Linked DNA regions of Mus musculus: all the other regions are linked to region 2. A link is a loop called in an ENCODE intact Hi-C map of the cell type or tissue named here. Cell type or tissue: gastrocnemius. All regions are shown on one strand. Links, peaks and the distances in the headings refer to the core of each region. The heading gives the core; the rest is flanking DNA.

Region 1 (8,041 bases), core at 2,748-5,247, 360 kb before region 2:
TCCAGTTTCCACCGCTCCAGCACTGTGATTACAAGCAGGCGCCACCAAGCCTGGCTTTTGCTTGGGCGTGGGGGGTGGAACTCAAGTTCTTGGGCTTGCAGAGTTGAGCACTTTACCAACTTGGCCATCTCCCCGGCCTTCTGGGGCATTGCTTTATAAAGTGGAGAATTTTGAACCTAGACCAAGTAGAATCAAAATTGCAGAGGGCTCCTTGTCTGGCCCTCAGCGGCACCCACCCGGGACCCTGGTCGGGCCCCTCCACCTGTGCCCCAGCCCCCCTCCCGGGGAAGCAGCCCCAGCCCTCGGCTTGCTTGCACATGCATCGGCCTAAGAACATTCCCTTGCAGCTGGCCCCTGGCTCTTAGGCGTTCTGTCTGTGGAAAGGAGAATGTCGTGTCCAGTTTGAGCTGGATCCAAACGAACTTTTCTCCAAGTGGCTGAGGGAGGCATCTGCAAAGTCTCCAAATTTCCACCTCCTCCCCCGAAATGTTCACTTTGAAATCACTTCAGACCTACAGGAAAGTTACAAAGATTGTACAAAGAATTCCCAGTGTGCTCTTTGCCCACATTCTTTGGATGTTAACATCTTACATAACGGCAACACAGCCATCAGCACCAGGAAATTAACACTGATGACTGCGTCTGATCCTTGGGTTGTATCTCAGCCTGGCCTGCTCTTTCCCACTTTCTGCTGGAAGTCTTGCTAGATAGTTAAAAACAGGTATTGTTAGGGTTATTGTTATTATTATCGTTATTATCATCGTCATTTTTTAGTTTTAATCGTTTTTGAGAGAGGAGCTCGTGTAATGCAGGCTACCCTCACTATGTAGCTCTGTAGTCATGCATGACCTTGAACTTTTGATCATTGAGTGTTCGGACTGCATGTGTGCACCGCCATGCCCTGTTTATACTGTGCTGGGATGGAGCCTAGAGTTTTAGGCATGCTATATCATCATCATCTTGGGCATCATCATCATCATCATCATCTTGGGCATCATCCTTGTCAGCATCATCAGCATCATAGTCACCATCATCATCATAGTCTTTGTCATCACCATTTTTTGAGATGGGATCTTACCATGTAGCCCTAACTGACCAGGAACTTGTTATATAGACCCAGCTGGCCTTGAACGCATGGAGATCTGCATCCCTCTGTCCTCAGAGTTCTGAGATTAAAGGCCTATATCACCAGGCTGGGCATTATTATTATTTTAAAAGTGTACCAGCCAGTTATTTTACACAGTGCATGCTCGGTTGGGTTTTATATGATGTCTCCTCTAGATTAACTTGGCTTATGCCTGGCTGTAGAGACAGCTCAGTAGTTAAGAGCATGTGTTGTTCTTGCAGAAGACCCAAGTTTGGTTCCCAGCATTTGTGTGGTGGCTAACAACCATCTGTAACTTCGGTTCCAGGGGGTTCGAAGCCCTCTTCTGACTTTGGGTACCAGGCGCATATGTGGTGCATATACATATCTGCATGCATACACTACACACAAAATAGAAATAAATAAATCTTTTTTAAAAATGCAATATAGCTGGATAGTGCTGGCACATGTCTTTAATCCCAGCACTCAAGAGACAGAGGCAGGCGTATCTCTGAGTTCTCTGCTTCACAGAGAAGCCCTGTCTTAAAAAAAACTAAAGAAGAAGAGGAAGAGTAGGAGGAAAAGAAAGAGAGAGAGAGAGAGAGAGAGAGAGAGAGAGAGAGAGAGAGAGAGAGAGAGAGAGAGAGAATCCAATTTAGCTCAAGCACTTCGGGCAGAAAGTCTGTGAAAGGGACTTTTTTGTGCTAATCCCTGACACAGAATGTCTAGTTTCTTCATATAAAGATACTGTGTCCCCCCCCTTTATAGTTAATAAAGTATCTATGGTGAGAAAATTTGAAACTAAATTGCTTATCATACTTTTGCTTGCAGCCTTTCATGTCTACTGATGTCCACTGTTGGTCCCTTTTTGACATTTTGGCTGCCAGCCTCGAATGGCTGAGTCATCTGTCCAGCCTGATGATTATTTTAAAAAAACATTATTTATATTCATTCATTCATTCATTCATTCATTCATTCATTCATTCCACAGCACATCTGTGAAAGTCAGAGCACAACTTGTGGGAATCGGTTCTCTCCTTTCACTGTGTTGTCCTGGGGATTGAACTCAGGTTGCTAGTCTTAGCAGCAAGCTCCTTCACCCACTGAGCCATTTTGCAGACCCATTAATGATTCTTGCTTGAAACAATTCTCAAGGTGTTTAGTGACTGTTAGAAACTTAGCCTCCTTCCACATTTATTATATAAACTTCTTTGGGGACCAGTCTGGCTTTTTCTCCAATATATCCACTTATTCCTTAACTAGCTGGTATCTGTACAAAGTCGTAGATATTTTTTATTTATTATATTTCTTTTTAAACTGTGTTATAAAAACATTGCAAATGAAAACATTACACACAGAAGTTAACCAGAGCCAAAGACTATACAACTCAATGGACGTCTAAACAGTCAGATAGGCATCCGATGGGAGCAGTGGGGCTTCACAACGGATTCCACACTTTAACTAAGATGACATAGTCTATGCACTTATCCACCACAGAAATGAAATTTTATTTTCCTTTTAAGATTTGTTTTTATCTTACAGGCGTGTGTGCACGTACACCACAGTTGTAAGTGCCCTCAGAGGCTAGAGGCGGACATCGGATCTCCTGGGAACGGAACCATGTAAGTACTGCAAACGGAACCCAGGGCCTCTGCAAAAACAGCCAGTGTGTGTATGAACCGAGCCATATCTCCAGCCCCAGTGGATACGTCTTGAGTTTTCTTTGACCAGAATGAGCCATTTCTCTAAAGAACTTGGTTCCTGTTGTGAGAACAGTTGTTTAGAGACTGAAATCTGAGCTCTGAGTGCTGGAGAGATAGCCCAGTGGACAAAGTGCCTGCTATGGGAGCCTAGGGGCCCGAGTTCAAATCCCCAGTCCTCATGTAAAAGCCTGACAAAAAGGCTTTTGTGGGTAACCCTAGTGCTGTGGGACTGGGGTCAAAACACGAGGATCCCAGGCTCACTGGCTGGCCAGCAGAGCTGAAGTAAGGAACTCCAAGTTTAGAGAGAGACCCTGTCCTAAAAAGTAAATGATAGAGGACACCAGGCATCCACCTCTGGTCTCCACAGAGTTATACACAACAAAGTGCACCTGGACACACACACACACACACACACACACACACAGAGGCTTGATTAAGCCTTGGGATTGAAGGGTCTCTTCAAGGTTTGCAGGGCTCTCGGGGAAGGGAAGCTGGCCTGTGTGCCCAGCAAGGCCATCTCTGTGTGACCCCGATGCTGTCCAGGGCTGGGCTGGCTCCTTGCACACAGGAGGTTCTGGTCTTTTCCTAAAATGCACGATTCTCTCCATGGGGAAGCTCCGCAGAGTTTGAAATGATTGTGAGAACTTGAATGATTTATTTTATTATTTAAAAATGTCAATGTGTGTGTGTTGATGGTTTGTGGAGCACATATGCAAGTGTGCCTGTGTGTGTGGAGGTCAGGGATCAACACTGGCTACTTTCTTCTATTGCTCTTCCCTTTGTTTTTGGAGGCTGGCTCCCTTACGGAACCTGAAACTCGCCAGTTGGTTAAGCTGGCCGACCACTGACCTCTAGGGAATCCTCCTCTCGCCACCTCCTGCTCCCCAGCAAGCCAGTTACAGATCCACACTGTACTTTTGACTGGGTGCTGGGGACTCGAACTCAGGTCCTCATGTTTTTACAGTAAGTACCCTACCTACCGTGCACTCTCCCCCAGTGCACATTTCTTAACTTTCTTAAAGCGTGTGGGTCGGACAGTTCATACTCTTAACCTCTTCCACCTTTTAAAAAACGATTTCACCTCTTGAGAAAACACATTTGTTCTACAGTGCCTAGCGGCAATGTCTGATAGGACCACTAGAGGGAGGTGTTGTCCTCACCAATTGGCCTTGGCCCTTCCTGGTCCTTCCTCTGTGGTTACTTTATCTGCACAAAGCAACAGACACTGCATTGCCCCCTCACCAGGCTGTCGCTGGCAGCTCCCTGCCCAATGAGTGACATCACGGAGACTGGTTAAATGCTGTCAAGGTGATAGTGAAAGATGGCACACTGGACATTTCAGGCCGACCTGGGGAGCACTGCAGGATGAAAAAAAGTGACCACCAACCAAGTCCTGGTTCTTCCAAGCGCTTCTCTTCTCATTTTCTCCCAGGTCCGACCTGAGGAACACTTTAGGTTGGGTCATGAGAATGTGATTTGTAAACAGAAACTTCTTGCTTTTAAAGGGCAATGGGTGAACCCACCACCTTACAGTTTAAAACCCACGAATAGAATTGCTTTTTACTTTGCCAATGCCTCTGTGTGGCCTGATGGTTTATTTTCCTTTCCACAGCTGGGGATTGAATTTAGTGCCTCTTGTATGGTAGGCAGGTCCTACACTCCTGAGCTATGTCCCCAGAACCTCTCTCTCTACCCCTATTTTGGGCTATTGAGACATGTAGCCCAAGCTGGCCTTGACCTTGCTGTATAGCTGAGGGTGGGCTTGAGTTCCTGATTCTCCCACCTCCAGCTCTGGAGTGCAGGAATTGCAGCCTAGCACTACCGTTCCTTATGCACAGGGTTCTAAGGACTGAGCCCGAGGCTCCATATGGGCTGGGCACTCTATCAACTGGACCACCTCCTTGCTCCTAAGTTTCACGAGTCAAGGCCTCTCTAAGTTGCCTAGACTGGCTTTAAACGCACTCTGGACCCCAGGCAAGCCTTAGATTTGTGGTTCTCCTTTCCAGAGTAGCTGGGAGTACAGCTTAGAGCCTCCAGGCCTAGCTGGATGAAGAGCAGTTTTCTATAGAAAACGTCAAATAACCTCTTCTTTGTCTCAGTGATCCCACACCCTATAAAACAAGTGCTGATATTACAGAACACTTGCCAGTACTGGAAAGATGGCTTGCTAGTAAGAATGCACACTGCTCTTGTAGAAGACCTGGGTTCAGTTCCTAGCATCCACACCAGGCAGCTCACAACTGCCTGTAACTCCAGAAACAGAGGGTCCGACGCCCTCTTTTGGCCTCCATAGGCATTACAGGCACGTGATACACATAAACTCACATAAAAACACATGTACACATAAACAATAGTAAGTAAATTTAAAAAATTAGAAAAAGGGTTGTGTGTATGTGTGCATGAGTGTACATGTGCTTGTGTGTACACACATGGGTGCACGTGGGAGCTAGAGGTTGACATTGCATGTCTTCCTTGTTCACTCTCCACTTGGTTTATGAGATGGAGTTTCTTGCTGAACCCAGAGCTTTCAGATTTGAGGTAGGTCAGCTCACCAGTTTGTACCATGGATCTTTGCCTTTCAAAAGCCAGGATTCCAAGTGGGTTACTACCCTCATCTGGCTTTAATATTTTCTACATGTGCACATGTGTATATGTATGGACACTTTTTGTATATGTGTGTGTGCATGCGTGCATGTGTGAGTGTGCATTTACGTATGCGTGTGTGTGTGTGTGTGTGTGTGTGTGTGTGTGTGTGTGTGTGAGAGAGAGGGTATGTGTTTGCCATGGCCAGTACATGGCTGTCAGAGGGCAACTTGTAGGATCAGCACCCTCCTTCCACCCTGTGGGTCTGGGGATCAAACTGTTCTTGTCAAGCCTGGAAGCAAGTGCCTTTCCCTGCTAAGCCATCGGTTTTTATACAGACATTGTGACCCAAACTCCAGTGCTCATGCTTGCACATCATGCACTCCATCAACTGAGCTGTCTTCTCTAAGCGCTGCTATTCTTGTTATCGTTGTTATTAAATGCTATGTAGAATGCACGACATCCCCCCCCCCCGAGTCCCAACTCCAGTTTGCATCTTATTATTATCCTCTACCCACCATCTTCAACCTGGGACAGTCCTTACCAAAGTGTTGGCAGGACGGTCACTTCTGTGAGGTCAGTGTTGACCTGGCTCATGTGCTACGGTTTGCACAGTGCCCAGGAGGAGGTAGTGTTAGCTGCTTGCCCAGCCTCTCTGTGTGTGGAAACCTGCATAAGGAGTCCATGTGCATGGTAGCTCAGTAAGGCCTGCTGTTTCCCCGCATGCTGTGTGTGGGCTGCCCGGCCTGGGCTGATCTCGGCCAGCCAGAGCTAGGTTGGTCTGTATGATGCACCCCTCCCTCCCTCCCATCACCTCCAGAGTCAGTTTCAGTAAAACCTACCCATGATACATCCCAAACCTGGACTCCTTCAGGGTACCTGAAGTCTGGGAAGGGTGATATCTCTCAGAATCTATGCTTCTTGTCTGTATGATGGGGACATCAGAGCAGAATATTGCCATACTTGGTGTCTGCCCGGAAGTTTCCACTGTGGTATCTGAGAGGTAGGATTGCAGAGTGGCCATGACAGGTCTCGTCTGCACTCAGTAACATCTGAGGAGCTGGAAGTGGGCACATGCTGCAACCCAGAGCCAGCCATCAGGCCTTTCCTAGGCCAAGTGAGGGGGCATAGTCGCCCTGGGGTCTGCACAGCTAGTATGTGGGCCTGGATTCTGTAGCCAGATAATAGCAAGCTTCTGATGTATGAATGCATGGTGCATGTCGTGGCTGTGGGCTCATCTGATAGAGTTCATTTTTTGTTTTTGTTTTTGTTTTTGTGCGCGCGCGCACACACACACACACCTCCAAAAAGCTGGTCATGCTGTAGCTGGCGTGGCAACTACTCCGGGTTAAAAACAGGAGGATATCAGCTTGAGGTCAGCTTTGGCTACCCAGAGAACTCCCCTTTCAGAAATAAAGCTTAGGTCTGTGCAGGAGGTTGAAGCAAGCAGGCCGGGTTCTGGGGGCCTGAGGGCTCTGCCAGGCCTGTGGCTGTGGACCCAGCTCACTGCTGATGGAGTCAAAGGGCATTGTGGATGAGTGTGTCCCCTCTGAGGAGGGACTGTGGATTCCTACAGAGGTGGCTGGAGCAGGACTGGGGCTCTGCTAAAACCATCTCAGGCTATTCAGTTTGGGATTAGAGAGGAGAGCAACAGGCAGCCAGTCCCAGGTGCCCCTGACCCTGCAATGTCATTGCTCAGACAGGAAGTGGGCAGAGTGACACCCTCAGCTCAGCAGTTCGGCTGGACGGACTTGAGGCTGCCTAGACTTCAGACCATAGCCCAGGGCAGCTAGGGTGTGTGCAGAGGAAAGAGAAACGGCAGCTTCCTGTCCTCACACCAGTATCCAAACTCAGGACAGAGTCCAAGGACTCCACTCAAGACAGCATCGGGCTCTTTTCCTGTCTCTTAAACATGATACTTAAGCTATAGGCAGCCAGTGTACAGACGTCATGGTGGGCTCAGGGATTCTGGGATGTCACTTCCACTCTCTCTGTCCTTCCTCCCCCTTCTCCCCTCACACCTTTCCTTGCCCTCCTCTCTCTTCTCTCACCCTCTCTCCTTCCTTCCAATCTTTCATTTCCTCCCTCCTTCCTTTCCCAACATATAGGAACCCTCCCTCAGTGCCTGGCCTTGCCTGGGGTGTGGACAGAATGATGGGAGACAAGCAAGTGGGTATGCATGGGGCGTGTGTGTGTGTGTGTGTGTGTGTGTGTGTGTGCGCGCGTGCGCGCGCGCTAAGGCAAAGCAAGTCTGGGCTGGAGCATGAAGCTTAAGTCAGGGAACGTTGGGAAGGGCAGGCAGGAGGGCCGGGCCCCAGCTGGGGAGGCCATGCTGGTAAGCTTCCCTCTGAGGTTCAAGTTTAAGGTCCTCTTTGAGGCAGATGAGGATTGATATGGAGGAAGCAGAGCTCTGAGTTCCTGTCCGGTTCTCTACCTCTGTTCCCTATGGTCCTGGGTAGTGATCTTCCCAGGTATAAAATGGGACCAAAGACACCCACGTGTGAGCAGGGGCTGGGGAACTGAGGTGGAGCCACCTGCCTATAGATGCCAGGCTGCAGTTGGTGAAATGCCCCTCACCTCCTTGGTTCCAGTAAGGGCAGGGAGAGGAACCCAGGGTCTGCTCTTGAGCCCAAAGAGCAGGCTCTCCAGCTCCCCAGGTTGGTCCCCAGGC
Region 2 (8,041 bases), core at 3,224-5,723:
CACACACACTCACATACACATACCAAAAAAAAAAAAAAAAAAACCCCAGCACACCCATACCTGCTTGTGTCCCTCCCCCAAACTTGCATCACAAACAAGCCCATCAATAGGCCTTTGTTTCAAGGTTCTGTTTCTACACACCCTTCCCATGTGTTTGAGAACCGTTTCCCATCTCCTCTGTCTTCTCAGCTGCTTTGAGCACAATAATAAGAAGCCTCAGGCTAGGGTGGAGGGCGTGTGCCAAGAACAGGGCTTGGCATGAGGCCCATGGCTTCTGAGGCTGCCCAGTCAGTGAAGTTAGAGGAATAGCAGGGAGCGAGGCCTATGTCTTCTGATCCCCTCAACCCAGCTCCTGAGCTGCTCAGGAGTCCCACGAAACCCTGAACAGGTGCTCACACCTAGTCACCAAACCTCCATAACTACCTATCCCTGTCTCTCACCCAATATAAGGTATCTGCCCCCACCACACCCCGTGGGAGGGTCGCCTGCTCACAGTTGCTTTTTCTGTTCCCCAGGAAGTCTGCACCCCCATGCAGAATGCATTGCCAGAGCTGTTGGAGTCAGAGCCTGGGTTTCTGCAGCCTTAACAAGCCAAGTTTGGTCTTCCGTCTTCAGTAAGACCAACTGAAGAGTCAAGCAATAGTGGAAAGCAGAGACAGGAGGTTCGGTTTATTCTCTGTGGGAAGAGGACGGAGGTCCAGCAATCCTCCAAGTTACTTCAGGGTCCTTTCAGTGTAAATAAAGAGCAAGAGGTGTACATAGCTTAGCAGGCCTGGTCAAGGTGTGGTCCCACCCATCACTGACCCATCACTGTCCAGACTCCACTCTGTCCATCAAGACCATCGGGTGAACTGTCAGAACCCTGTGAGCTAAGTTTCTTCTCTGGTTGGTACCAGGACACCAGCCTTTTTCTTCTCCCAGCCTGAGACTCCTGGGGAATTCTAATCTCCCCAGGTCCGCTGTCTCGATAGTCTTAGAGCCAAAGCATGAGAGCTTCTCAGAATATCTTGGCTTCTGCCAATAGCAAATGTGCTGCAAGGGTGAGCCACATCAGGGCATCTGTAAGAAGGGGGCCTGGGCTCCACCCTTGCCTTCAGCAAACCACTTATTATATAGCTTGCATTTCTCACTGTCTACTAGCACAAAGAATACAAGAAAGAGATGCACTGCTGTTGCTCCCGACACCAAGAGGATATTTAGTAAGTGGTCCCATTTATACCTGTGATGAAATGCTATCTGTTTTTCCAAGGGTCATCACAGGTCAGCTTCGACCCCACAGAGGAAGCAGAAGAAATGTTGTCTCCCTTGTCAGGGTACGTGGGGAAGATGGGGCAAGTAATGGGACAAGGAAGGACCCTTCCCTCAGTGGCCACCAATCAGGTTGTCAGGCCTGGGATGGTAAGTGGGGATTATTGCAGCACTCAGGTAGAGAAATGGTGACTATGGACCAGGCTGGTTTTTTGTTTGTCTGTCTTTGAGACAGCATATCACATTGCCTAGGCTGGCCTTGAATTCAATATATAACTGAAAATGACCTATATACTCTACCTCAGCCTCCCAAATCCTAGGCCACAGCTATGCTCCCCCACAACCTGACTCCTGCCAGATTTTAAGATCCATCTTAATCGAGGACGATGGACATGCCCGGCTAGGTAGGCATGGTTCAAGAAGTTTCTTAAAGGCAAGTCCTGAATGAATATGGAGAGAGTAGCTAATTAGAGTGGGGATGGTAAGACAGATTTACAGTGCATGTGTGTGTGCACACATGTGTGTGCATGCATGCATGTGTATGTGTGTACATGTACCATAAAATGTGTATGGAAACCAGAGGAAAACCTTGAGTGTCCTTCCCTCCTGGTACTTTGTTTGAGACAGGATTTTTTTCTTTTTGTTTTCAGGGTTTTTGTTTGTTTGTGTGTGTGTGTGTGTGTGTGTGTGTGTGTGTGTGTGTGTGTGTGTGTGTGTGTTTGTTTTGTTTTGTTTTCTGAGACAGGGTGTCTTTAGCAGACCAGGCTAGTCTCAAGCTCACAGAGATCCACTTGCCTCTGCCTCCTGAGTGCTGGGATTAAAGGCACCACCATGCCTAGCTCAAGACAAGATTTCTTTTTGTTCTCTGCTGCCCACACCAAGTTAGCTGGCCCAGTTGCCAGAGAGTCTTTTCTTCGTGTTTGCTTGTGCTAAGGGCATTTTAACCAGCTCCCTACCTGCATCTCTCTCTCTCTCTCTCTCTCTCTCTCTCTCTCTCTCTCTCTCTCTCTCTCGATATGAGATCTCTCACTGTCCTGGCTTAGCTAGACTAGCTTGCCAGCCTAGTGGCCCCTGGCTTGTGCACGTGCTCCCTGAGCCCTCGGTCGTCCTGGCCTGGTTGAGTGGAAGTCGGTGACTTATAGCTGCAGCCATGGAAATAGAACACCCTTGAGAGATGGCAAGAAAGGCACCTGTCAGTGACTAGCAGCCAGGGGCCAGGCCAAGGGAAGAATGTGGCCTCTATGACATCTCTTCTGGAGGGGAGGACACTCTCAGTCTAACCCATGACACCCTCAGTCTAACACATGGGAGTCCATTGCAGAAGGGCAGAGGAGGGAATGGATGGTGTTTCACTAGCTTGTGTGTGTGTGTGTGCGTGTGTGTGTGCCTGAATTTGATCTCCAAGACCCACACGGTAGAAGAGAACTAACTCCTGAAAGTTGTCCTTTGACCTTCACATGGGTTCTGTGATATGTGTCCACGTGTTCACACAAACACACAAATAAAATGCAATTAAAGTGAAAAAAAGGAAGGAAGGAAGGAAGGAAGGAAGGAAGGAAGGAAGGAAGGAAGGAAGGAAGGAAGGAGAGCCATGAGGTACAGCAGCAAGGTCTATTAAGGTAGGAGAAGTCACTACGGGAGCACAGAGTGAAAACTGTCCAAGGCAGGGGTGGAAAAGCCTGGGGCTAGGAAAGCGCAGCACTAACTTCAGCCTTTGAGGACAGAGAAATGGGAAAACACTGCCGTAGGTCACGAGCCTCCTCCACGGAGGCCACAGGTATTCTTCAGGACTGGGAGCTGGCAGGAAGCCCCAGCCTCTCTCATTAGGTTAGCCGCACCAGCTCTCAGGGTTTTATTACCTCTGCGCTGCCTCGCTGCCTCGGAAGAGCTCAGCCCCATCTGGCTGTGGCTGTTAAAAATGTGCTTGGCTTTCTTCTTTAAAATAAAACCCCAATCAAGGGATAAAAGAAAGTGCTTTGGAGCTTGGCCAGGGAACCGCTGCTTACAGGTGGGGAAAGATGGAGGGCTGTGGGGGGAACTGGGGTGGGGTGGAGGGAGCGATCCGCTGACATAGCACCTGTGTTGGTGAACAGCAGAAGCTAGAAGCTAAGAGGTTTTTTTTTTTTTTTTTTTTTTTTGATGCTTAAACCCAAGAAGGATGGGTAATTTAGGGAGCACAGAACAAATGATCCAGGACAAGGGAGAAGAGGTGTGAACGCGGCAAGAAGCTCACAGCTACTTTTAGCTAGGTAACACGAAACCGCTATTAAAAGTCTGCTTTGAAACTGAAAGCAACATATGGTCACAATCCCATCACATGCGAGCCGCTTCCCCCTGCCAGCTATGCCCTGAACTATAGAAGGCGAGGCTGAGCCACGGGGCTTCAAGGTGAGCTTGTTTCCTAGGGCTACAGCCCCCATCCCTACCCCCACCACTGAGGGACAGTCACCAAGCTCTAACCCACACATAGGGCTTGGGCATTGCAAAAGAATAAGCCATGCTTGGGGCAAAATAGTTTGTCATGACCTGCCACCCACCCAAGTAGAATGTGCTCAAAGGGCCCATGGCACATGTGGTCACGGTCAGTGCTCAGCCCAACCTGCTTGCCTACGGGAGCACTGAGTCTACGGACTGGCTGGCCCTGGCCTCTGAAGTCAGCTTGTTTGGGCTAAGAGGGAGCAGTCCTTGAAGCAGAGGCTATCTCTGGTGATGGCAGCCAAAATGACAGAACCGCTACTACAGGGACTGATGCCCCCAAGGGAATGTGTCTTTAAGACCAAGGTCTGGGTGCTCCTTGGGGGGGGGGGTGAGAAGGGAGTACGTGACTAGGGTGGTTCTCCAAGGCCTTTCTCGTGTGTGTGTGTGTGTGTGTGTGTGTGTGTGTGTGTGTGTGTGTGAGAGAGAGAGAGAGAGAGAGAGAGAGAGAGAGAGAGAGAGCGCAGTTGCACGCTGGGTTGCAGCCCATTTGCGTTTCATGTGGAAAGGAGCTTGCTGAATTGCAGTGTGAGGAATTAGGGCTCCCCTGTTACTTTCCCAATCTTTCTCAGTAAACAAAACTCACTGTGGGAACAGTCTTCCTATGTTCTGCAATACAAATTGATTAATGCAATAAAAATGCGAGTGAAACCACCAGCCCTCACAGACAGTGGGCTTATGTTGTCTGCCCTGCTCTCTGCCACGGTGTTTTTCCTTAAGAGTTTGTGTATTGTTCATGCTTTGGCTTGGCACACACACAAAATCCAAAGCCCATAATAACGCAGGTCATTAAACCCAACAACTGTGTTTGGACCTTTTTCAAGGGAGTGATTCAGGCAGGCGTTCTGCTCCGAATCAGCTTCCAGGGAGTTACCAAAGCTACCCTCACTTAGGCAGGGTCCCAGACCAGCCTCAAGAGCTTTCTCGGGAAAAATCGACCCTCCTGTAGCCACTAGGTGGAGCTAGGTGTTTGCGAATAGCGTTCAATGAGCCTGGTGTGACTAAAAAAATGACATCTTTTTTTTTTTTTTTTTTTTTTTTTTTTTTTGGTATAACATTCTGTCCAAATAAAAACGAATGGGGCACTGGGAACTGGGAATGTAGCTCAGTTGCTGGAGTGCTTGCCGAATGTGCATGAAGTCCTGAGTTCCATCCCAATACCACATAAGGCAGGCATGATAGCATCTCACACCTATGCACTCTATATATGCCTGTAACTCTAGTTCAGGAGGATCCGAGTTCAAAGTCATCCTCAGCTATATTATGAGTTTGAGGTCAGTCCAAATTAAATGAGATCTTATTTTTAAAACAAATAAGTGAGCTGGGACTGGCGTGGCAGTTCACACCCATCGTCCTAGCACGGAGGCCGGAGAACCGACTAGCCAGCCTGGGCTACAGAGTAAGTGCTGCACTAGCCTGGCTTAGCACGTATATAGAATTAGAATTAGAGGGGAGAGAGAGAGAGAGAGAGAGAGAGAGAGAGAGAACAAACCAGGGTCTCCTCATGTATCTCAGGCTAGCCTCAAACTGGCTATTCAGCTGAGAATGGTCATGACATTCCCCATTCCCAGTACTGAGATGGCTCACTTGACCCCTGTGCCGGGTCTGTATGATTCTAGGGATGGGGCCCAGAGCATTAGGCTTGCCAGGCAAGCACTTGACCCATTGCCCACTGAGAATATTAAAAAGTGTTTTGTTCTAGTATAGAAAAAGTAATATATAAGCTCAGAAAATATGGCATTAAAAAGGTATAGGTTCTGACCTGGAATTGTAACCCAGTGGCAGAGCGATTGAGTGGCATGCACAGCTTTTGTGTGGCAGGCACAGCCATGTGCCACCAACGAGCAAATAGGACCTCTTATAAGTACTTTGAGGCTCTGAATGGTGCAATCTAACCTAGAGTGTTTTGTGAATGCAGGTCTTCCTTCCTAAAAATAAAGCCAAGTAGCATTTTGAAAGCTAGCAATATCAGAAATACAGCCCTGACTGAATAAGACGCTCAGGCTGCTGCTGACCAGGGCTTTGGGTGTGGGGCCCATGATTTCCTGGCACTAAATGGAAAAACTTATGGGGAGTTTTTGTTCGTTTGTTTGTTTGTTTGCTTTTGATAAAGGTTTTTATGTCATCCAGGCAGGCCTTGAACTCACTAAGTAGCTGAGGCTCATCTTGAACTTCTCTGATGAGCTCAGAGCTGGGAATACAGACACACACAGGAGACACTAGATAGTGCATCTGGGCCTCCCACATGCAGAACTAGTATTCTGCACCACAGCCCTAGAGTTCAGTTGAAATTGTAGTACTAGGACAAAAATATTATCCACATGGGAAAGTCGGCAAAGATTCCACACCAAGTATAGAGTCGGGGGTTCACAGACTCAAATTTAGTTAAAGAACCATTGCTGCTATTCAGCCAGGCTTAAGACTTAGTGTGTTGGAATCTCTCCCTACAAAATAGGTCTCCTTCCTTCCTTCCTCCCTTCCTTCCTTCCTTCCTTCCTTCCTCCCTCCCTCCTTTCCTCCCTCCCTCCTTTCCTCCCTCCTTCCCTCCCTCCCTGCCTTCCTGCCTTCCTGCCTTCCTGCCTTCCTGCCTTCCTGCCTTCCTGCCTTCTTCCCTCCCTCCCTCCCCCCCTCTCTCTCTCTTCTCCCTCCTTCCCTTCCTTCTCTCTGATCCTCATTCCCTGTATTCTAGGCTGGCCTCACATTGACTTCCTGCCTCTACCTCATCATCTGTGCTTGGATTGCAGGCATGAATTACCATGCCAGTTTATGCCGAGCGGGGATGCTGGGAATGGAGCCCATGTGAGGGGAATACCCTACTAACAGGGCTTTGTTCCAGCCTATGTAGAACAGGCTTCTGAAAAGCCACTCAGAAATAGAAGCTTACAAAACAAGTACAATTGAAGTCCCAGAGAAGACATGATGCTTAAATTGGGGGGGGGGGGGATATGGATGGCTGACAACCAGGGTTCAATTCCCATGGCCAACATGGCAGAAGGAGAGAGCCAACTCCCATTAGTTGTCTTCTGACCTCCACATGTGGGCCAACACAGGCAGATGCCCACCCACACAAGAAATAATTAAAATGTGAAAAAATAAAAACAGTTGAAGTGTGTTGGGCAGTGGCGGCACATGACTTTAGTCCCAACTCTTGGGAGGCAGAAGTAGGTGGATCTCTGAGTTTGAGGCCAGACAAGGCTACAAAGAGAAACCTTGACTCGGCGGGGGGTGGGGGTGGGGGGTGGCGGGGGTGGGGGGCTGTGTCCTGTTTGATAAGCACCATGTAAGAGTTCGTGTATACCACAAGCGTCCTCTCTAGACAGAGGTTTCAGATGACCCATCATCATCACTTTCTCCACCTGTCCTCTGCTTACTGTGTTGAGCAGTGATGGAGTTAGTTAGGGGTGTAGCCTAGTCAGTAGAGTGCTTGCCTAGCATGCATGGAGCCTATGTTCCTTCCTCAGCACCACATAAAGCAGGCTTGGTGGTCAGCACCTGCAATCCTAGCACTCGGGAGGTAGAGCTGGAAAGAGCAGAAGAGTCCGAGGTCGTCCTCAGCTACACATGGGTTAACCTGGGCTACATGAGACCTTGTCTCAAAATAGAAGAGTGAAGTGATTTCCTTTGCTAAATAGAAAACTTACCAGAGTCTCGTTCTCTTTGCATTAGCAAAGACTTAAGTTCCTCGTTGCCTTCATGGTAACACTCGCTCCTGTGGCCATCTTCGGGTATATAAGACCAGGGTATATGAGACCAGGGTTCTGAAAGCATCCCGAAGGCCCTCACCCTAGCATAGAAAACTTGTGTTCCACTTACTCACTTGCTTGGTGCAGCCTGGCCCCACTGTCTGCTGCAGGCACCTCCCAAGTTAGAATCCCAGTTCCACCAAACACAGAGCTTTAGGAAGCTGCTCTGAGTCTTCTGCAGTCGAAGGCTACGGGTGGAGCCAGCCCTCTGGATTCTACACCTCTCACATCCAGCCAGTCAGCAGGCTGCAGCCGGAGGTAACTGGTGACTTCCAGGTTTAGGTGATGGGCAACTTTTATATGAAGATAAGCCTCCCTCTGCATCTCCTGTGGGGCCTCTGCTGCGCCCACTCCCCAAACCCTGACTGCACAGCCCTCTGTGGGTGTCCTCTCGGGATGAGACAAGTACCCAGATAGTTTAGGATAGCACTTGAGAAGAAATGTCACCTTCGGGCTCAGGAGATGGCTCTGTGGGTAAAAGCACATTCCCAGCACAGACCTGAAATCCTCCGTGGGGCTGTGTAGGAGAGCAGGAGCCTGCAATCCCAGGGCTGTGAGGGCAGAGGCAGGAGAAT
Region 3 (8,041 bases), core at 2,679-5,178, 560 kb after region 2:
GATTTGTTTAGGTAACCAGGGCTACAGTGACTTCATGTGTGTGTCTGCCCCGGCATGTCAGGAAAACACTGCCTTATGCCTTATGGCAGTACTCTGTAACTTCCGGCTCTTGTAATCTTTCTGACGCATGATTCAAACAGGGTTTCTTAACTTTGACACAGTTTTGTTTTTTGTTTTTTATATTTTGGTTTTTGAGACAGGTCTCATGTAGCCCAGGATGGCCTCCAATTCCCTATGTAACTAAGGACCATCTTGAATTTCTGATCCCACTGCCTCTGCCTACTGAGTACAGGTTGCTGGGTTGGGGTTGGGGTGGAACCGGGGTTTCATGTATACTAGCAAGCACCAGCTAAGCCACACCCCCCAGGTCAACCTTGATGCTTTTGACATATGGACAAGATATAGTAGTTCTGTGCATTGTATGAGCCTGAGTGGCATCTCTGGTCTCCCTAGATTAGGCACCAGGAATACCTCTGCAAAGCCGTGACAACAGAAAATATCATCAGGCACTATCATATACTCTATGAATACAAGGAGGGGAATTGCCCCTCTGTGACAGCTACTGCTTTAAGGTCTGTTGTGTTTCTGAGAGGTACATTAGCAGGACTAAAAATAGTTGTTGCTGATTGGATTTGAGGCACTGTGATGACAGAGACTTTGAGTCCAGTGATGGAAACAGGCTATTAGAATTTGGATTGTGTGTGTGTGTGTGTGTGTGTGTGTGTGTGTGTGTGTGTGTGTATGTGTGTCTGTGTGAAAATGTGTTCGGAGGCCAGAGGTCAACTTTGAGCATCATCCCTCAGAATCCTGTCCATCTTGGTTTTTTGAGACAGAGTCTCACTGAGGTTTGGAACTCAGTGATTTGGCTGGGAAGAGCGGTCTGAGAACACTAAGGACCCACCTCTCTCTACTTCCCACTAGTGACATTTTAAGTATGTGTCACTATGCTTGGCTTTTTTATGTGGGCTCTTGGGAATTGAACTCAGGTCGTTGAACTTAGAATGCAGTCGCTTTACCCACTGAGCTATCTCCCCGTCCTCATAGCTTAAACCTTATATACTCCCCCAAAGGTCTGTGTGTTGGACTTGTTGCCCAGCCCATAGAACAATCAGGAGATAACCATACTTGGGAGGTAGAGTCTAATGGGAGGACGTTAGGGGATACTGTGACCCTGGCCCTTCCTTTACTCCTTTCTGCTTCCTGGCTATCCTGAAGCAGGCAGTGTCCTCTGTCATGTGCTCTCTCTATGATAGACTCTGATGCCACCAGTTCAAATGACACTCTAGGTCAAAATACATCCTTTCTCCTTAGCTGATTTTCTCTGCTACTTCGTCAGAGCAGTGGGAAGCTAACTAACACATAAGCATAGCTAAGAGACTGCAGAGAATGTGTTGTTCTCACTGCCCTGCTTTGGCATTTTCTCCTTGTCCCTGCTTTCTCATCGATGGCTCCGAAAGAGACTCTCCAACATCGGAGCCAGCTTCCCAGTACCCCTGCTGGTCTGAGTGGTTAGCGGTCTGCCGTTCTGCCGCTGTGGTGGCCCCTTCCAGTGTCTCATCACTGGGCCCCAGTCTCCGTGCAGTGTTAAGGACACTGACCTTCACCTGGCTCTGGGGTACCCAAGGCAAACTCACAACACTAAGATCCTATCTACCTGTACTTGCTTACAATAAATACAAGGCAGCTCAGCACTGGGTAAACCTGAAAAAGTGAGACGATCCTGGGGCTGCTGGCTTCAACAGACCACTCTGACATAACACTCTGAACACTAATGGGGATAGGTAGGCCTAGTCAGTCGTGCCTGCAGCCCAGACCATCCTGTCCCTTATAGGAACATGAGTCTGTTAGGATGGGAACCTGGCCTCATAACCTCAGTTAACCCCAGGACTCTCTCTGGAACCTTCCACCTTGCTCCCCTCACCCTCTGCTCTCAGAGACATGCTCATGTGACCTGTCTATTTGAATTCCTGCCCTCCTGATTCACAATCTCATTTCTGGCTGATGGATTTGCTCTTTGTTTCCTGAGAGTCATGACTACCTGGACCGGCTTCCTCAGAGCAGCTAGCTTGATAGATGTGTCTACTGTGAACCCTCTGCTACTTTCCTTCCTATTCATCTTGGTTGGCCAGACTGTCCTAACAAAACCCATACACCGGGGGCTGGGGACGTGTTTGCCTAGCAAGCACAAGGACCTAAGTTTGATTTCATGTTTAAAAAGATCAGATATAATGGTTCTCAGCTTTGGAAAGGTGGAGACCAGCAGACCTTAGGGCTCTGGGGTCAGCCAGCCCAGCCTACTTGGTAAGATCCAAGCCAGTAAAAGACCCTGTCTCAAAACAAACAAACAAACAAACAAACAAACAGAAAATAAACAAAAATGAGGCAGCAAATGAATAAAATAATACATTGGGTTGATCTTTGGTACACCTGTGTGAGTGAACACACACACACACACACACACACACGCATACACACACGCACACCACAGAATGACTAGCATAAACAACAAAGGATTCTTTTCCTATATTCTGGAGCTGAAGTCTACTCAAGATCTAGCACATCCAGTGTCTTGTGAGGGTTCACTTCCTGGCTTCTAGGTAGCTCCTCTGTTCTCTTGTGGCCTGTCCAGGGAGCCTGCTGGGTGGATATTGTCTCCTCTACAAGAATATGGATCTTTTACAGTTCAGCCCCCACCTTTACCCCTTTACTGACATTTATTACATTCTGAGAGTCTCTGTCTCCAATTACAGGCACACTGGTGTGAGGGCTTCAGTGTATGAACTGGGCTGACATAGACATTCAGTTCATGGCACTGCCATCTTGTCATGAGCAGTCCCTAGACCTTGCCTATCTGTGTTGCTCAGCTTTCGTCATTAAGCAAACACATGGGATCACGAGATTCCGTTCATGGTCAATTAGCCTATTGTTCTGGTCCATGGCGAGGCCCAGTTTTGAGTCACCTGGGCAGAGACTATCCCTGGAAGGCTGTCTAGATTGGGTTGCCCTCAGGGAATATGTCTGGGGATTATACAGATCACATTCATTAAGGTGGAACGCCTTCGAGGTTGCCACCGTTCTCTGGGTAGAGGATTCTGATTGTGAAGAAGTAGAGAGAAGAGCTGAGCGTTAGCGTGCAAGCATTTGTTGGGACTGTGGATGTGAGGGGACCAGCTGGCTCAAGCTCCCGCTGCCAAGACCGCTGCCACGCTGGACCGAATCACAGAACAGTGAGGGAGTATGGAACCGTGAGCTGGAAGAACCCCCTTTTCCCTTTGCTCTTGTCAGAGTACTTTATTACAGCAACAGAAACAAAACTAAGATGCGTTTCTCCCTCCCCTCTACACACACTGACCTGTCTTTTACTAGTTCCTGCCTTCTAAATGTTCTACGACCTTCCAAATAACACCAAGTTAGGAACTCAGCCTCTAATACACTGGGGACCATACTAGATCCAAACTATACCACTGACGCATACCTCAGGAGCTTCCTTCCCCAGGTGATCCAACCTTGCATGGCCACCCACTGAGGTCTCTCCCAGCTCTGCTTCTCTGTGCCTGACTTCTTCAGATTCTGCTCAGAAGTGGGGTCACACTGAGTGTCTCCTCTCATTAACTGCTCAGCTTGTCCAGTCCCTTCAGGGCTGGTAAAATAGCTCTCTGCACACCTCCCTCCACAGTCCCAGCTCTGCCCCCTGGTGGCCAGCTTCTTGGAGGCTGTTTCTGGGCTCCTAACCTTCATTTTATCTTGCTGCAGCCTGGCTCCTACTCAGCACCCACAGAATCAGGCTTATCAGTGGCCTCTATCTAGCCCCATTTGCTAGACATTTTTGAAAAAAAATCTTTAAAATTGTATGTGTTTTGAATGAAAGATGAGACAGCTTAGTCAGTAAATGCTTGCCTGGCAACCAGGAGAACCTGATTTTTATCCCCGTGTCAAAGCATCAAGTGTGGAGGTTGGTTCATGATTAAAATCACAGCACTAGGGAGACTGAGACAGGAGAGTCCCTGGAGCTTGCTGGCCCGACAGTCCAGCCTAACCAGTAAGCTTCAGGCCAATGACAGACCTTGTATCAAAGGAGCATAACATCCAAGGTTGTCCCCCAGCTTTGATACATGCACATACTTATATATACTTACATATACGTATATACATGCTCACACAATTAAAAATCACACCTGCATAAGGGGACATGATGTTTTGATGTACATTATGAAATGGTCACCACAGTCAAACAAATTTACATGCATCTCTTTTGTGTGTGTGTGTGTGCGCACGTGTGTGTACATGCATGTGTATATGTGTGTGTGATGAGTTCTTGAAATCAACTAAGTAGCTCTCCCTTTCCTTCATCTCCAAGCTCCATGTAATCACCATTTTATACTGTTTTTGTCCGTTTGTCTTTTTGGACTGTGTGTGCATGTACATGTGCCTATTTATGCATGTGTATGTACATGCAGATGCATGTGCCATCTACTTTGTTTTTGTGAGACAACATCGCTCCTTTGGCCTTATAATTGCTGACGCAGGCTGGCGGGCCAGTGAGACCCTAGCATTCACTTGTCTCCACTTCTCCAGGGCTGGGATGGCAAGAACCTATAGCTGTGTCTTGCTTTTTAACACGGATTCTAGCAATCAAACTCAGGTCCTCATGCTGGCAGGCCAACAGAGCATCTTTCCAGCTCAGAGATGTATTTAGTACAGTTTCAGAGGATGGAGAATCCAATATTGAGGAGCTGCCTCTAGGTAGGTCCTTCAGTCTATGTCATCATAGAAGAAGAAGGGCTAGGACAGAGTCTGACAAATACAGATGTGGGTGCTCACAGCTGACCACTGAGCACGGACCCCAGTGGAGGAGTTAGAAAAAACACTGAAGGAGTTGAAGGGGTTTACAACCCCATAGAAAGAACTACAATATCAACCAACAGACACCCCCCCCAGAGCTCCCAAGGACTAAACCACCAACCAAAGAGTACACATGGAGGGACCCATGGCTCCAGCTGCTTATGTAGCAGATGACGGCCTTTTAGAGCATCAGTGGGAAGAGAGGCCCTTGGTCCTGTGGAGGATCTATGCCCCAGTTTAGGGGAATGCTTGGGCAGTGAGGCAGGAGTGGGTAGGAGGGGGAGTATCCTCATAGAAGCAGGGGGAGGGGGTTGATGGGGGTTTGCGGAGGGGAAACTGGAAAAGGGGATAAAAATAAATAAAATATCCAGTAAAAAAATGAAAACAAAAAAGAGAAGGCAAGAGATGGTGTGTGTGTGTATGTGTGTACATGCATGTATGAGTGAATGTGCATGTGTGTGTATGAGAGAGAGAGAGAGAGACAGAGAGAGAGAGACAGAGAGAGAGAGAGAGTGCAAATATCCTTTCATTTGAAATCCACTCCTAGGATAACTCTTCACACACACACACACACACACACACACACACACACACACACACACCTATATGTATGTATCTGTGTGTGTGCATGTGTGTATGTTGGGAACTGAGCTGAGTTTCCAACAGGAGAACCTCAGTGACACATCCAAGTCATAGCAGTACATCGTATGAGAAACAGAAAGGATGCAGTAACAGAGAGATGGGGTCAGGAAGAACACATCCCTCTGACCTAGGCAGAGGGGCGGAGCAATGCAGCTCCCTTCAGGCATGTGAAGCTGGGGGCTCTGTCCTGGCTCTGCCCCTGTGTCCCCGCCTCCCAACTGCCTCTGTGTGGTTCCTCATGCTGCATCTTCTCAGCCTCACAGGATCCTTCTCCCCATGGTCATTGTCCTCTTGCTTTGCTGATGTCACCAAATGACCTTCTGCAGCAGCCCTGCCACCCATCTGTCTGTCCATCCATCCACCTATCCATCCATCTGTCCATCTGTCCAGCTCACCTCTCTGTACTTAGATCATCCTACTCAAGCTTTGCTTCTCCACCTGGAGATCCTTCATTGTTGACCCCTCTTCGTCTGGACATACTATTGTCACCTCAGCACTTGAGTTAAGCATTGCTCTTTCCTGCAGTCTCCATACCTGTCCCCCCAACCTCCCTCTGCACTGTCCACCCTATTCCTCCTCCCACCAAGCCCTTACCACCACACACTCTGGCCGCTGACCTCTCTGTACCCGCTGAAGACCATGAGCTCCAACAGTGGAGGTCATAACCTATTCCCCTCCTGTCCTCAGCTAAGCAGATGCTGGGCTATAGCCGTGCCGATCAGTGTTTGATGGTGACGTTTGGTGTTCTGACCTGGTCAGATGACAGTGAGATCCCTTCTTCTTTTTCACTGTCTAAACTCTTTCTTTTGCTCTGCTACCAAAACCATTTCTTTGCACACTCAAGTTGTCAGGCAAGTGATTGCATTATGGGATATGAAGAGCAAGATGATGATGTTGAGTTTTTTCGCTTTCTTCAGCATTTAGGGGTGTGTGTGTGTGTATGTGTGTGTGTGTGTGTACATGTGCTTATAAGTGTGTGTACATATGCAATGCAGCTGGAAGTCAGAGTTCTACACTGAATGCCATCTCTGTCTTATCTTTCTTTTCTTTTCATGTGTATATAGTGCGCATGCACACATTTCTGTGTGTTCACATGTGTGTGAGAGCACATTCAGTGTGTGCATGTGGAGGCCTGGGGTTGAGGTTAGGTGAGTCCCTCAATCATTCTTCCACTTTCTTTCTTTAAAAACATGTTTATTTTATTTTATTTTTTTATTTCTGTGTATGCATGCATTTCTGCATGGAAGCGTGAGTCTGTGAGTGCAGTTCCCTGAAGAGAACAGAAGATGGCACTGGATCCCCTGGAGTTACAAGGGATTGCTAGTCACCCAAGTCACCCAACCTGGGTACTAGGAAGTGGACTTGGGTCTTTTGCAAGAGCAGCAAGTGCTTCTAACTGCTGAGCCACCTCTCCAGCCCCATCTGGTTATTATCTGAGGCAGTGTCTCAGTGAACCCAGAGCTTGAGAGTTACGTTAATTTACCTAGACAGGTTTTTGTCTCTACTTTATGAGTGCTGGGATTCCTGTCAGGCTGCCATGCCTACCAGGCATTTACATGGGCTCTGGTGATCCTTACAGTTGCATAACAAACTCTTTTTTGTTTGTTTGTTTGTTTGTTTTTTGAGACAGGGTTTCTCTGTGTAGCCCTGGCTGCTCTGGAACTCACTCTGTAGGCCAGGCTGGCCTTGAACTCAGAAATCTGCCTGTCTCTGCCTCCCAAGTGCTGGGATTTAAGACATGCACCACCACTGCTGGCTATAACAAACTCTTTACTTCCTGAGTCATCTCCACAGCCTCTCAGTTTTTAAGAAGGGATCTGGAACTTTCAGACTTAAGAGTTCATAATTAAACTAACACTAGTTAATGGGATGCAGTGTCTTTCCTTCTTCCTGTTGATATCTGCTTCACTGCCCCTACCTCCAGACCGGGCTGAACTCTTCTATTGTTTTCTCAAGGACAAACTGTGGCTGCCTATAGCTTCAAGTCCATCTGTATGGTGAACAGGGTAAGCTGACATTACATGCCCCATGGCAGGGCCAAGAATCCAAGAGCATAGAGATTATCCCAAACTTGGTAACTGTGTTTTTCTCTTTTGGCTTCATCAGTGAGCTGGCAACAGAGAGCAACCGACACAGACTCGGGGCTGCTCCTGGGGACCTTTGGCTCTCAGGTGGAGAGGATACAGTAAAACGTATCTTCCATTTGGGAAACATCCAAAGACAGAGATGGCAGGTGTCAGAGGACCATCCGGCAGCAAATACAAGCTTGTGTGCTGTTGCAGGCCCAGCCTTAACTGAGTTAAGGACAGAGAGTGCCATTCCTCACATGGACGCTGTTGGATGCGTAAAGATTCAGAAATGACAAGTCAAATACCAGTTCTTTAAAAAGGAAGCCACTGGAGAGGTGGCTCAGGGGTTAAAAGTGTTTACTCTTGCAGAGGACACAGGTTCTGTTCCCAGCACCCACATGGTGGTTTACCACAACCTGTAACTGTAGTTCTAGAGGATCAGAGTCCTTTTCCCTCCCCCAAGGGCACTCCATATACATAATTTCACA
Region 4 (8,041 bases), core at 1,969-4,468, 220 kb after region 2:
CTATGCTTGGCTCTTCTACAGTTTTTTTTTTTTTTTAAAGATTTATTTATTTATTTATTATATGTAAGTACACTGTAGCTGTCTTCAGACACTCCAGAAGAGGGCATCAGATCTTGTTACAGATGGTTGTGAGCCACCATGTGGTTGCTGGGATTTGAACTCTGGACCTTCCGAAGAGCAGTCGGGTGCTCTTACCCACTGAGCCATCTCACCAGCCCCCTCTTCTACAGTTTTTAATATTGCTGTGTTTTTACACTTTGGCATCTTGAGTATACTGTACTATGGAGAGGTTCTCTCTTGGTCATGTAATTTGGGGTTCTAAATAACACCTGGGCTTAGATGTTCATTTCTTCCCTAGATTTGGAAAACTGCTTTATTTTCATTGAATAGATTTTCTAGATGAAATTTTTTTAATGTTTAAATGAATTATATTTGAGATCAATCAAATTTTTAAACATAAGTAAGATTGGTCATCATTAGATTGTGCCTGAATATACATAGTCTTGAGTCTCTGTACTCATAACATAGTCAACAGTGTTAATTTTTATCCATTGGACTCTTCATGTTGTCCAAATACATGCACCTCTACTACTTTAAAAGCAACATACACACTGAGTCATACAGGAGATAGATATAATTTATAAGGTCATGACATTAGGAACCTAATTTTAAAATTAATCTTCACAATCCTTATGACATGATAGAGAAAAAAATATAGAACTATTTTTTTCCTTTTTTTTTTTTTTACATATTTTCCTCAATTACATTTCCAATGTATCCGAAAAGTCCCCCATACCCTCTTCCCCCCCCCCCACTTCCCTACACACCCATTCCCATTTTTTTGGCCCTGGCGTTCCCCTGTACTGGGGCATATAAAGTTTGTGTGTCCAATGGGCCTCTCTTTCCAGTGATGGCTGACTAGGCCATCTTTTGATACATATGCAGCTAGAGTCAAGAGCTCCGGGGTGCTGGTTAGTTCATAATGTTATGAAATTTTAATTTTGATTCCTTCTACCCCACAGATTCCTAGATTCTGTCTCTTGATAACATCCTACAGTTTTTGAAAATTGTGGTTGTGACTTTTTGCTTGCTTGCTTGCTTGATTTATTTATTTATTTATTTTGGTTTTTTTGAGACAGGGTTTCTCTGTATAGGCCTGGCTGTCCTGGAACTCAGTTTGTAGACCAGGCTGGCCTCGCACTCAGAAATCCACCTGCCTCTGCCTCCAGAGTACTGGGATTAAAGGCGGGCTTTTAAATCAAGTTTGCATAGTATTCTTCAGGCTTGCCTACAGTCCTGATGTTCTTTTATTGTTGCTACTTCGTCTAGTCCATTGGTGATGCAGTCTACTTTCTATATTTATTAAAAATTTGTTCCTCCAAAGTTTTCATCTCCAACATTGCTATTTGTATTTTGTACATCTCGATTTCCTTGATTAATTTCTTATTCATGTGTAAGCTAACTTTTCTATCCACTTGCTTACTTTCTCCTCTATGTTGCCAGTTTTCTTTCCAAGGCCCCATGTGAAATTCTTAGTTCATTCATCTGCTTATTTGTATTTTCCTTAAAGTCACTAATGATTTTTACAGGAAAATGTTTGAATTTATCCAATATTTTACCTGTTTTAGTATGTTTGAATTTAGTAATTGAGGAGTATTTCTGTGTCTTAATTTGTGCCTTTGTTGGTATGGATTTTTCTTCCACTTTTATTTGGGAATCTTCCTCCCTAGCAGACTATTCTTGCAGGGTAAACCCCCAATATTACTCAGGGAGATGAAAACAAATTGGTAACCCCACAATGAATGTGATATCGAAACACAGTGAAATTGGTTAAACTCCATAACACACCCGCAATGACCAAAGAAGAAAAAAATGGCAAAATGAATGTTAAGTATACTCTGAAGTTAAAAATCATTTATAGCAAAGGTGGAAATAGTAATGAATGGGATAAAGAAAGAAAGGAGAGGAAAAAGGGACACAAGAAACAGTGTTAAGTAAAAGGAAAAAGAAGAGTAGAAATAAGTTATAAAACGGAGGAGGAATCCCCCACTAGAGCAAAGTGGAAGAGCTGGCCCCATTAGCATGGGCACAGGAGAGCTGGGGGTGGGGGGTGGGGAGGCTGATGAACTCACACACACTGGAGTGTGGGAAGGGGCAGGTTCTACAGAACCAAAGTTGTCGAATGCCCATGACACAGGGCACTAAAAGGATATCCAGGCAAGGATCCAGTATTGATGCTGGAGCAACGACTCATTGTGATGACCATTTCCAAGTAAAGCTGTGTGGGAACAGATTACACTGTGTGACCCGCTGCAGCTCCCACAGTGAGATGGTTTTATTTCATTTGTTTTTGGGAGAAGGTTGCAAGGGCAGAGGGTATATATGGAGGGATGAGGAGATGAGTGGAATTGGGATGTATGATGTCAATTTAACAAATAATAAAAAAAATATTAAAATAAAGAAGAGGAGGAAAAAACAGGAGATTAAAAAGAAAAGAAAAGCCGGGCGTGGTGGCGCACACCTTTGATCCCAGCACTCAGGAGGCAGAGGCAGGCAGATTTCTAAGTTCAAGGCCTGCCTGTTCTACAGAGTGAGTTCCAGGACAGCCAGGGCTATACAGAGAAACCCTGTCTTGAAAAACAAAACAAAACAAAACAAAAAAAGCTTGCTGAATAATGAAAAATAAAACCAGTTAAACATGGAAATGAAATTTAAAAAAAATAAAAACACAAAAATTCTATTTTGTAAGATGGGGTGGCAGTATAGTATACATGTACAACTCCAGAATTGGTGGAGGATCGTAAGGGCATTTAGACCAGGTTAGGTTATACAAGACCTTTTCTCAAAAATGTTAAAATAAGAAAACATTAAGATATTACCACTAAAGGTATATATTAAGATATTATCACATGTGACCCAGTGGCAGAAAGAAAGATGCCACTTTGGATCTGCTGCTAGTCATACAGGTTAAGCTTCAGAGGCCCACAGGGCTCTGCACTGTATTAGCTCCCCTAGTTTGTAGAGTAGCAGCCTCTGCTGGCCACACTTAGCCTTGCAATCTAAAACTGAAAACTACATTCCTGTTTTTATAAATTACCAAGTTTCAAATGTCTTGTTATAGCAATACAACACATGGAAACGATGTCAGTATTTCATCATATCCAAGTTACCATCAATTATAAGACACATTCCAATGAAGAGAGACTAAAACAGGAGAACCAGAAAATAACTATTGTTTTTATCCTTTTACATAGTTTCTACACCATTATATTAGAATTTTCTCCATTGTCTACCATCTTCTATTACAACAAAAGGCCAAAATACAGAATGCATTCCCAACAACGTACTTATTCATTTCTTAAGGACAGGAAATAAAGTACCTGCAATGAACAATAATGGGCTCTTCTTTTCCAGCCCTCTGGTCTCGTACATGACAAACAAAATCCAGAAAGTCACTCGAATCATCAGGTACTCCATGGTCAGGCCAGGCTGTGTACTGAATCTGAGTAAGTTGACGGCTCTCATTTTTCTAAATGAAAATGAGAAGTTACACACTTTGACTTAGGAATTACCTTTAAAATATAAAATTCATGCCATTTTAGCTTTAGAAGGAAATAAAACCACCTTTCCATTTTGTCTTGCCATTGTGTATAAACTCACTTAAATACAACATTTGAACTGAAGGAAAACATTTCACAGAAATAGTTGTATCCTTGTAAGTACTAGCTACTTACATTGCTATACTTTTTTTTTTTTTTTTTTGGTAAAGATTTTCCGAGACACAGTTTCTTTGTATAGCTTTTGGCAGTCCTGGAACTAAGTCTGTAGATCAGGCTAGACTCAAATTCATAAAGATCCACCTACTTCTAACTCCCAAGTGCTAGGATTAAAGGTGTTCACCACCACCACCTGGCAACATTGCTATACTTTAATGACTCAATTTTTATGTCTAAGGCATTTTGAACAGGGTAATCAAATAAATTAAGGTCAGAGAACTGCTTAAAAGATTACCTAATAGGGATTCCACGTGAACAAAGATGGTAAAGTAAACACTTTGTGAGCATGAACAAAACTTGAGACAATTATTCCATGACAGGAATGACATCAAAGCCCCAGGAGAATGAAATGGCTCAGCTGCTAGGAGTGCTTATGGCCAAGAATGACCATCTCAACCCAATTGCTGGGACACATACTGTGGAGCAGACAGCAGACTCCTTTAGGTTGTCTTCTGCCCTCTCTGACCTCCACAGGTGCACCATGACAAAACCACAAACACTTGCGCACACATAAATGAGTATAATAAAACATTTAAATACAAAATCTCTCAAATATACAGATAGAGTATATAAATATATAATATATATATACTTGGCTGCAGTAAGGGGAGCAATGATGGATATAATTAAAGTAAGAACTCTGGCTCAAATCCTCAAATCCTAACTCTGCCAGTTTTGGCATTTAATATTTCAGAGGTTCTTTCCTTCAAGTGAAAAGTGAAAGGACACCTACAGCTCCACAGCATCTTTAGGTTTAAAAGGTTTCCTAAAAAGACTAAATCATATCAAATTACTGACTCACACACTTTAAAACAGGATATAACTATCATTCAACATCACTCAGTCTGTGGACAGCCATTTATGTTAAATGCAGATCATGAATGAAAAGACAGGTATCAACTCAGACCACCAAGACCAAGTTCGCGAAAAGGGCATAAATAAGAGAGAAAGACAGAAGACAGAGGCTAAGGGAGAAAGGATAGGAAACAGGAGAGGGGGAAGGAGTATTTGTCCTTGGGATGGGAGTGGGTGGGTGCTGACAAAGGACTGCCTATGGACAGAGAGGAGACAGACTTGGCAGTTTATAAAGGTAAAAGGGGAAGAGTCAGAGTGAGATGATTAATTTTAATTGGGCATGTTAATTAGGTGAGCCAAAGGGGGCTTTAGATTGCTGGACTTCAATACTTTGATAAATGGACTCGTAGTCAGTTTCAGAAGGAGAAAGTGGACTAATAAGGAAATGGGCCTTTTGGGCTAGCACAGGAAGAGAAAACAAGAAAGAAGGGCCAGGCTTGACAGGCTGGCTAGAGCCCCTTCAATGAAGGTCAAAGTCAATCAAGACTTTGGGAGTGGAGGTTGCCGATCTACTATCTATCAGTGTATGTGCAGTTTTATTTTATTTTATTTTATTTCACTTTATTTTATTTTATTTGTTTTGTTTTGTTTTTTTTTTTTCGAGACAGGGTTTCTCTGTGTAGCCCTGGCTGTCCTCGAACTCAGAAATCCACCTGCCTCAGCCTCCCGAGTGCTGGGATTAAAGGCATGCGCCACCACCGCCCAGCATTGTGTGTGTGCATTTTTATGTTGGCTCAACATTTTATGTTTGGCTCAAGCTAGGATTAAATACTTGCACCACAACACTTAGTAACACTGACGGCCATTTTAAACAAAGCCAAAGGAAGAAAGAAACTGCCACATAAGACTGTGAAGGCCCAGGTCTCTCCCACCAATACTTAAAACTTTTGAAGGCAGGAACTCCAAGGGTATGATTAATGACAAGTGACATACAGCCTTACTGGCTCTCTTACAGCCAATAAGGAAGGAGCCTGATGATGTGCTAACATATAGAAAAGGAATCGGACAGTAAATGAAGCTAAACTTTACAGGGAGAAAACGGCTAAAGTTTATTTGAATAAGAATAAATTAAGGATATACTGTCTAGCTTATAATTATAATGTACCAATCTGTAGGTTAATCATTAAGATAGTTCTTTATTTTAATCTTTATTTTCCTAGCTAGATGACCAAGAGGTAGGCAAGTGTGTGTGTATGTGTGCATAGTGATTTCTATCTTCAACATAGTCCTTTTTCTTAGTCTAACTATAGCTATATAAAGCTAGCTATATCTAGCCATGACATTTTTATTTATATAACCAGAGTACCTCAGAACTATGCAAAGATAAATAAAGTGTGTGTGTGTATGTGCATGTATGTGGACTATATATATGTGGAGGCCAGAAAAGTTATCAGGTATCCTCCTTTCTTACTTTCTTCTTATTCCTTTAGAACAGTATCTCTCACTAAACCTGGTCATTGCTCAGAGCTATGCTAGATAGAACTCAGAAAGCCCCAGGGATCCTTCTGTCTAAATTCTCAGAGCTGGGGTCACAGGCACTTGTAGTTATGTCCAGCTTATTATATCAGTGCTGCGATCTGAATTTTCCTTATGACTAATCAGCAAGTGTTCTTTTGTTTTGTTTTTAAGAATTATTTATTTTATGTATATATGAGCACACTGTAGCTATCTCCAGACACACCAGAAGAGGGTATCGGATCCCATTAAAGAATGTTTTGAGTCACCATGTGGTTGTTGGGAATTGAACTCAGGGTCTTTGGAAGAGCAGTCGGTGCACTTAACCTCTGAGCCATTCCTTCAGCCCCCAGCAAGTGTTGTTCTTAACTGATGATCCATCCTTCTAGTCACCAGTTGAGTAACTTTTGTTTCCTAGTAACTAGTCTCAGACTAAAAACATTTTCATTTTCCAAAGTCTTTACAGCAGTTCTTATACACAGACACTCTTGACTTCTTACCTCTTGGTTAAACAGTGTCATCTTCCTGAAGATATAGGCAGGGTTTCCTTCTTCAGAGTGGCAGGTGACTTGATAGCATCCATAGGATGAGCTTTCTGAGGGTTCTGGCCAATACTGGTGACATTTAACCTGATTGTCAACAGATTGAATACAGAAAATTACCTATTTAAGACATAAATTTGAATTCTCCAACTTTCAAAATGATCTAATTTTTTAAGAACTTTCAAATTTATAGGAACTAATTCTCATACATCTTATAGCTACTAATATTTTCGTGTGTACAGGTGCGTATTGTATGAATGTTACTGTGCACATATATGAGTGTGTATGCACACACATGTAGCACTGTGGTCTCTTCCATCACTCACTACCTTGTTTATTTGAGAAAAGGTCTATCACTGTATTTGTAGCTCTTCAGTATGGCTAGGCAAGCTGGCTGGTCAATGAGCACAGGGATCTGCTTATCTCTGCTCTGGCCCTCCAGCTCTAGGGCTACAGATGCAAGCTACCAGATCTAAATGTTACGGTGAGTACTGGGGATCTCACCTTAGGTCCCTATGCACTTTACTTAGTTATCCATCTTGCCTGGCTGTTCACTGACCTTTAAAAACCTTCTCTAAACAATCTGTTTGGCTACATCCTGATAAGAGTTTATCACAGGTGTGTAGGAACATGTGCATATGTGTATGTGCTATATATCCTAGCTCTATTTTCATATCACTGACCCGTTTAAAGTGCAACTGCTTTCAGTACACTTCATAGAACTGTGTAACCATTCCCTAAACTCTTAGTTCATTTTCACTGTGCCATAAAAACCCCATATATTCCTTAGTAGCTGTTATGCTTTCTGACCCATTCCATCCTCTTTCCCAAACCTGGACTTAGGTATCTACTAATCTACTTTCTGTACATATGAAGAACCAATCTGGGATGTTCCATAAAAATGGAATTATACAATAATTTTTGTTTTGTTAACAATTTCTCATTCAGCATAAAGCTCTTCAGTGTCACCCAAATTTTATTATCACTACTTCAGTTACTATTATTGCCAAATATTCTTCAGTATTAAACTTTAAAATTTAAAGTATTGATTTTAAATAAATACAATGAAAAGAATGGTAATATTTGTGTTGCTAGTATTGTGCTGATCACAGTCTTAAGTATTTAGCTGTAATGATTCAAAGCATGGAACCAAAACAAAAGATAAAAGGCTACAAGAGGATGTTCTGAGTATATAAACACAATGTAATTTAAAAAGAGCCTAAGTAATGTTTAAGATTAAACTATAGCTTACTCTGCCACGTTCAACTTGTGTGGTCAACATCACAACCATGGAGGAGCCTTGTTCCCAAGTCATTTGCCAAAAATCTTTACAAGTGTGTGGTAATGGCCCTTGACAAGCAATGTATTGATTTATAATACTTGAAGAAGGAATTTCCATCTAACAAGAAAAAG

The links. A loop is a pair of places that touch in the nucleus more often than their neighbours do. Peaks named below come from ENCODE experiments on the same cell type or tissue, not always from the same donor. Only the 100,000 strongest peaks of a DNase experiment are listed, where the experiment ranks them.
Region 1: it touches region 2 in a loop (4-fold over the local background); 19 of 42 quality-filtered maps call a loop at or near these places.
Region 3: a loop joins it to region 2, with 3 times the contacts of the local background. A loop is called at or near these places in 5 of 42 quality-filtered maps.
Region 4: it touches region 2 in a loop (4-fold over the local background); 14 of 42 quality-filtered maps call a loop at or near these places.

The regions. Positions count from the first base shown.
Region 1 is chr1:119,089,979-119,098,019 of GRCm38, forward strand. No RefSeq gene overlaps it. Among named protein-coding and RNA genes, the nearest start is that of Gm41934, 33 kb to the right of the region's middle. In gastrocnemius, for the core only: a CTCF peak has its summit at 3,899 (motif pointing right); a DNase peak (open chromatin) is centred at 3,935.
Region 2 is chr1:119,453,757-119,461,797 of GRCm38, forward strand. Gm46145 (a long non-coding RNA gene) reads left to right here and starts at 128. Exons shown (of 2, transcript XR_001779350.1): 1 at 128-388; 2 at 516-761. In gastrocnemius, for the core only: a CTCF peak has its summit at 4,674 (motif pointing right); a DNase peak (open chromatin) is centred at 4,661; H3K4me3 peaks cover 1,338 bases; H3K27ac peaks cover 256 bases.
Region 3 is chr1:120,009,633-120,017,673 of GRCm38, forward strand. The region is part of intron 1 of Sctr (secretin receptor); the gene reads left to right. Among named protein-coding and RNA genes, the nearest start is that of Sctr, 6.7 kb to the left of the region's middle. In gastrocnemius, for the core only: a CTCF peak has its summit at 3,691 (motif pointing left); DNase peaks (open chromatin) are centred at 3,183 and 3,686.
Region 4 is chr1:119,672,169-119,680,209 of GRCm38, forward strand. Ptpn4 (protein tyrosine phosphatase, non-receptor type 4) reads right to left here. Exons shown (of 27, transcript NM_019933.2): 23 at 7,881-8,027; 24 at 6,587-6,715; 25 at 3,381-3,529. Among named protein-coding and RNA genes, the nearest start is that of Epb41l5, 27 kb to the left of the region's middle. In gastrocnemius, for the core only: a CTCF peak has its summit at 3,029 (motif pointing left); a DNase peak (open chromatin) is centred at 3,010.